2 separate regions of the Homo sapiens genome follow, and region 2 is linked to region 1. Evidence: chromatin contacts called from ENCODE Hi-C data. All regions are on one chromosome and are shown on one strand. The core of a region is the stretch at or near the end of the contact, and the rest is flanking DNA. Distances in the headings are between cores, read along the strand shown. Region 1 overlaps LOC101928277 (a long non-coding RNA gene). Region 2 has its middle 33 kb from the start of HBS1L.

Evidence for each region. Hi-C counts contacts between places; a loop is a spot of excess contacts on that map. Pooled maps may share reads with other maps.
Region 2: a pooled map shows a loop between it and region 1 (9-fold over the local background). The contact joins two enhancer-like sites. A Hi-C loop is called at or near these places in 8 of 37 single-sample maps with no recorded cell type and 5 of 50 pooled maps.

What each region holds. Positions count from the first base shown.
Region 1 is chr6:134,867,939-134,872,949 of GRCh38, forward strand. All of the region lies in intron 2 of LOC101928277 (a long non-coding RNA gene), which reads right to left. Among named protein-coding and RNA genes, the nearest start is that of ALDH8A1, 80 kb to the right of the region's middle. Within about 2 kb of position 3,218, at least 3 of the 41 ENCODE cell types and tissues checked have a DNase peak (open chromatin) inside an H3K27ac peak, as active enhancers do.
Region 2 is chr6:135,084,984-135,090,024 of GRCh38, forward strand. No RefSeq gene overlaps it. Among named protein-coding and RNA genes, the nearest start is that of HBS1L, 33 kb to the left of the region's middle. RefSeq lists silencers at 1,248-1,327, 1,338-1,397 and an enhancer at 3,750-3,799. Within about 2 kb of position 2,573, at least 7 of the 41 ENCODE cell types and tissues checked have a DNase peak (open chromatin) inside an H3K27ac peak, as active enhancers do.

The DNA.
Region 1 (5,011 bases), core at 1,968-4,467:
AGCTCATGGTAATAATAAAAAGTGGTTGACTTGCAGTCAGTTTTCTTATGGTTTTTCAATCCTTTATAGACAACGCATCTCTGTATTGCTGCACAGAGGGCTGACCGCTCCTAGCTCACTGCTGGTACACCACTAAGTTCTACTGATGGATTTAATGCAATAGAAGGTTGCAGAAACTCAATTTGCATGCAAGTTTTAAAATAGAATAGATTCTCAATGGTCTATCCAGGTCTCCACTGGACTTTAGACAGTTTCATTTAAAGATATAATGTATTAGGATTAACCCAACAAGTCCAATACTAAAATTCGACTTTACAGATGTGTTTTTAAAAGATTGTAGGTCCAGGCGCGGTGGCTCACACCTGTAATCCCAGCACTTTGGGAGGCCAAGGTGGGTGGACCACCTGGGGTCAGGAGTTCCAGACCAGCCTGGCCAACATGGCAAAACCCCAACTCTACTAAAAACAAAAAATCAGCCAGGCGTGGTGGTGCATGCCTGTAATCCCAGCTACTTGGGAGGCTGAGGCAGGAGAATTGCTTGAACCCAGGAGGCAGAGGTCGCAGTGAGCTGAGATCATGCCACTGCACTCCAGCCTGGGTGACAGAGTGAGACTCCATCCCCCACAAAAAGATTGTATCATATCTTTAATTATAAAGATTTTTTTAAATGACCTAAATAACTGTCAATAGAGGAAATGTTAAATAATGTGTAACTATTCTATACAGCCAATTAAAAGGATTGAGATATATATATTTACATAGAAATCTCTGCAAGTTATATTGTGAAGGGAAAATAAATTATATTTTATAAAAAACAAATTATATAGACTTTCATCTCATCCATGTAAAAAACTTTAAAAAGGTGTGTGTATATGTGCATTATCATATAAGTAGATGATGCTTGTCAACTTAGAGATTACCACCACCTGTGGGGGTGGGGTTAATGAAGACGAATGTCGACGTTTTGTTCTATAAATGTCTCTATTGCTTGAATTGTTACATTGAGAATATATTACATTAATATATATACACATTAATAAATACATTATATATTACTATACATTATATATACAGTATATATTAATATACATTAATATATTACATAATTTGAAAAAAGCAACATAAATGGGGAACATAAATTATAAAATATATAGTGTGCTATTCTACATAATGTCTGTGTTTTGAAATTCTTTGTTTAAAAATTTATAATTGTTCAAAAAAATTTTTAAGGCCAGGAATGGTGTCTCATGCCTGCAATCCCAGCCTTCAAGAGGCCTAGGCGGGAAGATAGTCATTTGAGGCCAGAAGTTCCAGAACAGCCTACACAACATGGCAAGACCCCCATCTCTACAAAATAAAATATATATATTAGCTGCGCATCACCAGCCTCCCAGGTAGCTGTAGTAGCTGTAGTCCCAGCTACCTGGGAGGCTGAGGCGGGAGGATCGCTTGAGCCCAGGAAGTCAAGGCTGCAGTGAGCTATGATCCCACCACTGTACTCCAGCCTGGGCAACAGAGTGAGACCCTACCTCAAAAATTTTTAAAAATAAAATTAAAATTTTAAATGAAAAATAAAGATATATAAGGGATCTTGATTGGCACTTATTCCATTTTAAGAAGTTGGGTACTAATTTGCAATTTAACTAGTTTTCCATGATAACTTATTTATGATACTTCTTTCATTCCATAATTTCTCTAACCACTTTTAGAAACTATTAATATTTTCATCAAAGCCCACATTAGGGGCTTATAAGTACCACAACTTTAATAGCTGCTGTTTATTATCTCTATATATTTCTCTCTTCAAACTTTGTTCTTTCAAGTATTACGGGCCAGCTCCTGGGTTCTAGATGCCAAGATTTGGTTATATGATTTTGGTCAAATTTCAGGAGTATATTCAGAGAACTTCAATGAAACCATGTTAGTTGGCCGGGGGTGTGGCTCATGCCTGTAATCCTAGCACTTCGGGAGGCTGAGGCAGGTGGATCACTTGAGGTGAGGAGCTCAAGACCAGCCTGGCCAACATGGTGAAACCCCGTGTCTACTAAAAATGCAAAAATTATGGCCGGGCATGGTGGCTCACGCCTGTAGCCCTAGCACTTTGGAATGCCGAGGTGGGCAGACTGCCTGAGCTCAGGAGTTCGAGACTAGCCTGGGCAACATGGTGAAAACCCGTCTCAACTAAAAATACAAAAAATTAGCCGGGCATGGTGGCACACGCCTCTAGTACCAGCTACTCGTGAGGCTGAGGCATGAGAATCGTTTGAGCCCAGGAGGTGGAGGTTGCAGTGAACCATGATCGTGCCACTGCACTCCAGCCTGGGCAATAGAGTGAGATACTGTTTCAAAAAAAAAATTAGTGGGGCGTGGTGGCACAAGCCTGTAATCCCAGGTACTCAGGAGGCTGAGGCAGGAGAATCACTTGAACCTGGGAGGCAGAGGTTGCAGTAAGCCGAGATTGGACCACTGCATTCCAGCCTGAAAGACAGAGCAAGACTGTCTCAAAAACAACATAAAACAAAAAACAAAAAAAAAGAAGAAAAGAAGGAAAACAAGAAACCACGTTAGTTGTTCTGTCATTTTTAGTTAATTTTTTCATTCTCACCTTATGTTGCTAATTCGACATAAAACTAATTTGAGAAAGGATAAAATAAGCTTCAAGCTATAACTGAAGCTTTATTTGCAAATAGTAAGCCAACATATCCAATAGTTCAGACGCTGTGACAATGTATCAGGATTCTAGGATCACCAGGCTGCCTTCACTTTGCATCTGAAACCCGGAGTGAGTGAACAGCAGCAGGGCCCTCCACTGAGAACACAAACACACCTGTGCTTCCTATTTATAGTCACCTGCTGACTAATAATACCCCCACAATGACTTTCCCGTCAAACTTCTTTACTGTAATGTTTTAACCTATGAAATTCCCACTGTAACATAAATGTGTTTATCCCAATCTGTCTGTAACTGGGTGTAAACTGGGAGGTGCTGGAACCAGTTCGCATCAGCTTGCAAGAGCTGGGTAGCATCTCTTCCCAAAGTATGTTCAATGATGTTACACTTTTGGTTTAAAATCAGCATGGTAAAAATATTTACACCACAGAAAATGGCAAACGCTACAAATCAGGGCTTCCTAGACCCCACCTCCACCAGAGCTGAGCTTTAAACATTGACCGGCACAGCACTGGATACATACATCTGTTATTGCTTAACACAAGAAACTTCATCCACACTCCTTCCTGTTCTAGATTGAGTGCACCTGGTGAAAACCACAAGGATGCTTGTCCATGAAGATTTAAAGGTACAGAGTTCACTTAGAGATTAGCAACGGGGACATATTCTATATCCTCACCCCATAAGGTATGCAGGAGGAGAAATTATGCCAAAGTATGCTAGAATCCATGTAACTGCTTTCAGTGTCCAGGATAAGAAATCAAACATCCTCTGAGCTATGACTGTGTCTTAGTCAGTGTCAGGTTCTAACTGAGGTCTGAGGGGAGTCAGTGGGTGAGTGGTGGGTAGCTGGAAAAACACTCGAGGAATCGTAGACAGTTTCGACATGGCTTTACTCTCCCTCTGGGCACGAGTGAGCCCAGGTGCAAGCTGTATGTACAGCATCAGTAGGGTAATTATACCTTGTACAGACAATAGTGGGTCCGAGCCAAGCACAAGCTCATGTGGGTGATCACCTAATGCGCCTCACATGGTGTGATTACATAATGTGTGGAGTTGTGCTCCTGTGCTCCAAACTTGCTCAGTCATGCTGGACTGGATATCTACCTTGGCCTATTCTTTTTTTTTTTTTTTTTTTTTTTTTTGAGACGGAGTCTCGCTCTGTCGCCCAGGCCGGACTGCGGACTGCAGTGGCGCAATCTCGGCTCACTGCAAGCTCCGCTTCCCGGGTTCACGCCATTCTCCTGCCTCAGCCTCCCGAGTAGCTGGGACTACAGGCGCCCGCCACCGCGCCCGGCTAATTTTTTGTATTTTTAGTAGAGACGGGGTTTCACCTTGTTAGCCAGGATGGTCTCGATCTCCTGACCTCATGATCCACCCGCCTCGGCCTCCCAAAGTGCTGGGATTACAGGCGTGAGCCACCGTGCCCGGCCTTTGGCCTATTCTTGACTGCAGCAAATCCATTTTCCTTACACTCCACCCCCTAGGCTGAGCGAGACATAGGCTTTGGACACACAGGTCTGACATATAGGCCTTACATTCCACCCTGTAGGCCAAGGGAGTTCTAGTGGGAGACATGCCTGCAGGGCAGAACCCTGGATCCAGAGGCCACAGCAGTACTACAGGGAGCAACAACTCCAGGTTATGGCGGGCAACCACCCCAAGGTGACGTTACCCCAATGCTGCTTTATACATTAAGCCAGGTTTTTATTTTCCTACCTTTAGGGGCATTGGGGCAGGCAACAACAGGTTACCTTTTGTCCCCACACGTGGTTGGAGAAGGTCATCCTTCCTCCTTCAGGTCTTTCCCTATGGCTTGGCCCCACATGGAATGGTGACTAACTAGCTACTTCTGTAACTTGCAGGTAGTTAACCACAAGGTTAAGCCTCAATAAACTGCCCAGCTATTGGTGCAGATTACCATAGGTGTCACCACCTTGGTCATCACCATTCACACTGCCCTGAGTTCAGCCCATTAGCTACTTTGTCCATACCCGGTTTCAAACCATATGGTGCCAGTACTAGGTTGGACTGCAACAGCAGTCCAAGCAGCAGTAGCACCTTGGCTAGACCCATGACTAGGGGTGCCTCAGGTCCCATGGCCTTCTCTTGCATTAAGATTACAGATCCCGGCCGGGCGCTGTGGCTCACGCCTGTAATCCCAGCACTTTGGGAGGCCGAGGCGGGCGGATCACGAGGTCAGGAGATCGAGACCATCCTGGCTAACACAGTGAAACCCCGTCTCTACTAAAAAACACAAAAAAATTAGCCGGGCGTGGTGGCGGGCGCCTGTAGTCCCAGCTACGCGGGAGGCTGAGGCAGGAGAATGGCGTGAACCCG
Region 2 (5,041 bases), core at 1,323-3,822, 220 kb after region 1:
TAAAACCCTTTTTAATTTATTTACCTAATATCCCCTTGCCTGAAATGTCTTTTTTTTTTTTGTTTTTGTTTTTTGAGACAGGGTCTGGCTCTGTTGCCCAGGCTGGAGCTTGGCTCACTGCAACCTCCACCTCCCGGCCTCAAATTATCCTCCCACCTCAGTCTCCTGAGTAGCTGGGACTACAGGCATGAGGCACCACACCCAGGTAATTTTTGTATTTTTGGTAGAAACAAGGTTTCACCATGTTGGCCAGCTGGTCTCAAACTCCTGGCCTCAAGCAATCCTCCCGCCTCAGTCTCTCAAAGTAATCCTTCAGTCTAATCACCAAAAGTAATAGCTTGTTTCTGCTGTGAAGGAAATCTACAATAATAATTATATTGAGTGTTTTCATACATTTGATTAGTATAACCAAATAATTTCAATAAGTATAAAGATTTAAAATGAACATTTCCTTAATGTTGTTTAACCTGCATTATAGGTTTTATTTACAACTCAACCCTTATCCATAAATAATAGTCTCAAATATTTACTAAAAGTCAATATATTTTGTGTATGATATCACAGCCATAAAAACAATCAAATTAGAAGTAGCATTTACAGTATTAGTCACAGATAGGAAACCATAATTTAGTGAAGAATAACAAAAATAAATAAATATAGATTGACAGATACATAGTTAGATTCTGAAATTTAACTTTGGCTTTACCCAACCTTGTTGAGAATGAAATCATGTATGCAGGGTGCCTTAAAGGCACTTTTTTCCTAAAAATTGTATATATTGGAAATAATTCACCAAGAAAATCCTAAGAAAGAAAAAGAGTTTATGTGATTGACTTTGGGTTATCAAAGCAAAGACTATCCAGGGTAAATAACAGGCAGAGGATAGTGATTACAGCTCATTTATTAAAATAGCAACATTGGTACATATCTGAGTCAAGCCTGGAACTCCCCCTCCCTCTCAACTAGACAAGTTAGGCTTTAAAATTACTGTAAAAATTAAGTCAAATTGCCTGTGAAGGTAAGCTCTTAGAAGAATTTTTTAGGTAGATGATCTACATAACAAGACATGCACCAACCAAATCTGCAGTCAAATATTGGGGGAAAAAAGCAACAACAGTAGGTTTGTGTTTATTGCGATGTCTGGAATATTTTAAAAATTAAGCTCCTGGCCTCAGCCTAGGGATTTCTAATCAATTCCAGGAAATGTACTGTATCTTTCCTTGAGGCCAGCAGGAAAGCCCCTTGGCAAGGGTGTCTGGAATGGCCACTTGACATCCCCAGCACACCTCTTGCCAAAGTTACCCATGGCTGCTGACAGAGAGACTGATGTGCTGCCACAGATTGACTTTAGGGATGAACAGATCAAGATCAACTAATCTGGGCAGATGCATTAAAGTGTTTCTGTGTATTTAAGCATACCATAGAAAGACAAATTCAACAGCTTTCACTTTGCTTTCATACAACGTTGTTCTCTTACGTGTTTTCTATTTTTGTTTATATACTAATTTCCTCTAGATTGACTGGGTTCTAAATTTATTATGAATTTGGTAAAGCCTCTGAACTTTGTGTTTCTATATTACACACCTTGTGTCTGTGACTACTGTTGTGGTTATACACTCGGGATTTTGAAGTCTCAACGATAATCACCATAAGTCATTTTTAGCAGCTCTGTTTAAAAGATTCCATCAGTAGAAATTCAGCACGGGTAACTTTCACTTAAACATTCCAGACCCTCAGAATCCTTTACATTTAAGTGATGTGTTAAAAACAATGGCACCTCTTTTTACTTAATTTCAGTCACATTTGGAAGAAGATAAGAAAGTTTATTCTGAACTCCATCACTCACTATTACTGAGTTTGCTTCATTGTTGAAACTAGGGAAAATTAGTCCGAGGTTTCAAAAAAGCAGCTAAACAATTTTTTTTCCAAATTCTTATCCACCATGACTAGACCATGGCAAAAAAAAAAAGAAAAAAAAAGAAAAAAGAAAGAAAAAAAAGGAAAAGAAAAACAATAAAACACAAACAAACAAAAAACCCAGAGAGACAAAAACACACTTCAGCATAGTAGAAAGAAAGCAGATATACGTAGACACAAATCCCCAAGCTCTCCACTTACTGGGTAAGTGGAGCTACTTAATATCACTACAATTCAGTTTCTTTATTTATAAAATAGAGATGACACCTCCTTCATCGCTTTGCTGAAGGATTACAGGATGATGGGTGAACTGTAATACTTGGTACATATTATACATTCAATATACATTAGGAGGACCCCTTTCTGCTCATTATGTGGACAGAGGTAAAGTACCAGGCCAGGGTATTTATGATGACTATGTGGAAAGACTTTGGCTTCTATGGGGATGACATGGTTATAGGAATCAAAACTTTGACATTAAAAACTTTCATATCCCTTTATGAAATTCAATGAAAAAGAAAGAGCTGTTGATGCTGTGGGCTAAACATGAGGACAGTAATGGTTGGATTAACACAGCTGGACCACAGAGTGCCAGATGGTGGAAGACACCCTTCCCCTTCCCCTTCCCAACCCATAAATCCTAGAACCCTGAGCCCCCTAGTGTGAGCTTTGTGCATTTGTGCTTGAGGCAGCGAGGTTCTCCCACCATAGGTCCCAGTTGGCATATCCACCAACAGCTCTCACCAAATCACACTTGTGTCCTGCCTTCCTTTCCACATCCGCCTGCACTCTCACCACCCCCAAAGAAGCACCTTTACTGTATATTACAGATATGTTTGATTTCTCTAAGCAAAATGTTCTCATATTCTACGTACAATTGCATTCAAAACCTAAGTTCCACTATCTTAGAGATGATTGTGTTGTTGTGTTTTTGTTTCCTTGAGGGAATATTACCTCTGTAAACCATATGGCAAAGGGACAAGATGGAACATGAGTCACTGTACACAAGGGAACAAACATCCAGACATGAAGGCAGCGTCACAACAACTCCAGAGGCTGGCAGTTTCTGGGCTTCAAAAGGAAAATAACTTTTTTTTTTAACTCTGCAAACCACAGCTACTTGTGTGGTTGATGTGTAGCTAAAGGCCACGGGTCTCCTATCACATGATCTCACACAGAACTGGAGTTCTTCCAGTGAGCAGGTGTTAACGGTCCCTGAAAACCAGTTTGTAAGAGATCGTAGCTGTCATCCCGGAGTGGTGTGTTTTAATAGAAAGAAACCCATGTTTCCCAGGAAATTGCTATCAAAGTTCAACAGAGATTCCAGTGCATGAGCGGAACATAATTTACCCACCATTTATCTTTAATGAGCACCTACTGTGTGTCAGGTACTAAGCACCTGCTAGCTTTGTCTATTTTAATCCTGCTGTTCCTTTAAATCTCAGGCAAACATCACTTTCTTACAAAAGCCTTCCCTTACTTCCCTGAGTCAGATCCTCCTTTTACACACTCTGGTAATATGACATCTCTGTCTTTCACGGCTCTTAACCATGGCTGAATTTTACAGTATTTATGGCATTCTTTTATTAACATTTGTCTCCTCCAGCAAGCTGTAAGCACCATGAGGGCAAGTACTGTGTCTGACTTTAGTCAGTACTATATCCACAGCACCTAGAAGGCACTCATGTATTTATCAACAAATGCAGGTCTTTATGTTGTCTGCAATCTTACATGCTCCTGAGGTAACAGTTCAGCTGACCTGATTTAGGGTCAGCTAGGATAAAATGAGTAAATATTAATTAGGAATAAAGTGCATATTTCTTTCTTTGGGAGACATAGATTACCCACACCAGTGGTGAACTGGTAAGCCAGCTCTCTTGAAATTAGTCAGTCAATCAATCAATAACCCTGACTGGTATTGTTTGCCAAATTCCTTGGTGCAAATACTCTCCCCATATCCAATTTCAGACTACCGGTATGAAGTTATTGGACCTGAGTTGGGAAGAAATGCACACAATCAGCAATCATGAGCCAATTTGAAGCAGCACTAGCATACACTGCCTCACACCCCACAGATACTCTGAACTATTGCATCACTCCCATGATTTGTCATAACTGTAGCCACAAGAGCAGCCTACGATACCTTGTGTCTTCTGGAGGCATGTAATTAGAGACCCCATGAAATAAAGTCACATACAAATGATTCACCAGGAAAAGCCAACATCACTGGGAATGGAATGTTAATTTTTTAATCTGCATAAGATTGAAATTACAGTTAAGATCCTGTTTGACGGAACATGGTTTCACATTTGAACTCTGGAGAAAAAATAACCTGGGGACATGGGTTCTCATTTTAGAATCTTATTGATAAGTGAAATGATAACATTTACTCTCTAAACCATTGTCTTGACCTGAATGGGTAGCAAAAACATCACCCTAAAAAGTCACCACAAAATGAAGACCTGAAGGCTTCAAATAGGAATTTTTTTGCCCTAGGGTGTACTCCTGAGATTCTACCATTAGGGGTGCTATTCTTTGATTTTTCTAAATCTTATCAGGACATTAAAGCCACTGTGAAAGTGAATATTCTCCATGGACAGCTGCCACTTTAATCCTTTATCAGCCAACACCTTCACTATAAGTGAGAATAAAAACCAGCAGAAATAGGCTTGGTGGGCCCCAGTGGATGGGAGCAGAGGCACTGGAAGGGGAATTGGAAATTTGCATAAACAAGTTCTGCTTCATGATATTTATTTATTTATGCCAAATCTAGCCAGTCACTTCTCTTTAGGTTTTTTGCCATGCCTGGTATTTTATTTTTAAGTCATGTATTTGTTCTAATATTTATTGGACAATTACAACTGCTGATAAAATCCAAAGGGGCTGGGGATTTAGATATAAAAGATGATTAGCTTTTCTCACAACTTTCATGCAAACATAACTAAAAATTAACACTATTGATTTTTGCTAAATAAAAGTACCAAAAACCTGTTATCTACATGACTTGTTTGCTTAAAAGCATTTGCCTTGGGAGGCAATTACTTTTGCACCAACCTAAAAACATCCACCAAAGCGTTTGGGGCTTCCCAGAGCCTCCATGTTAGCAAATCTTGGGCTAACATGA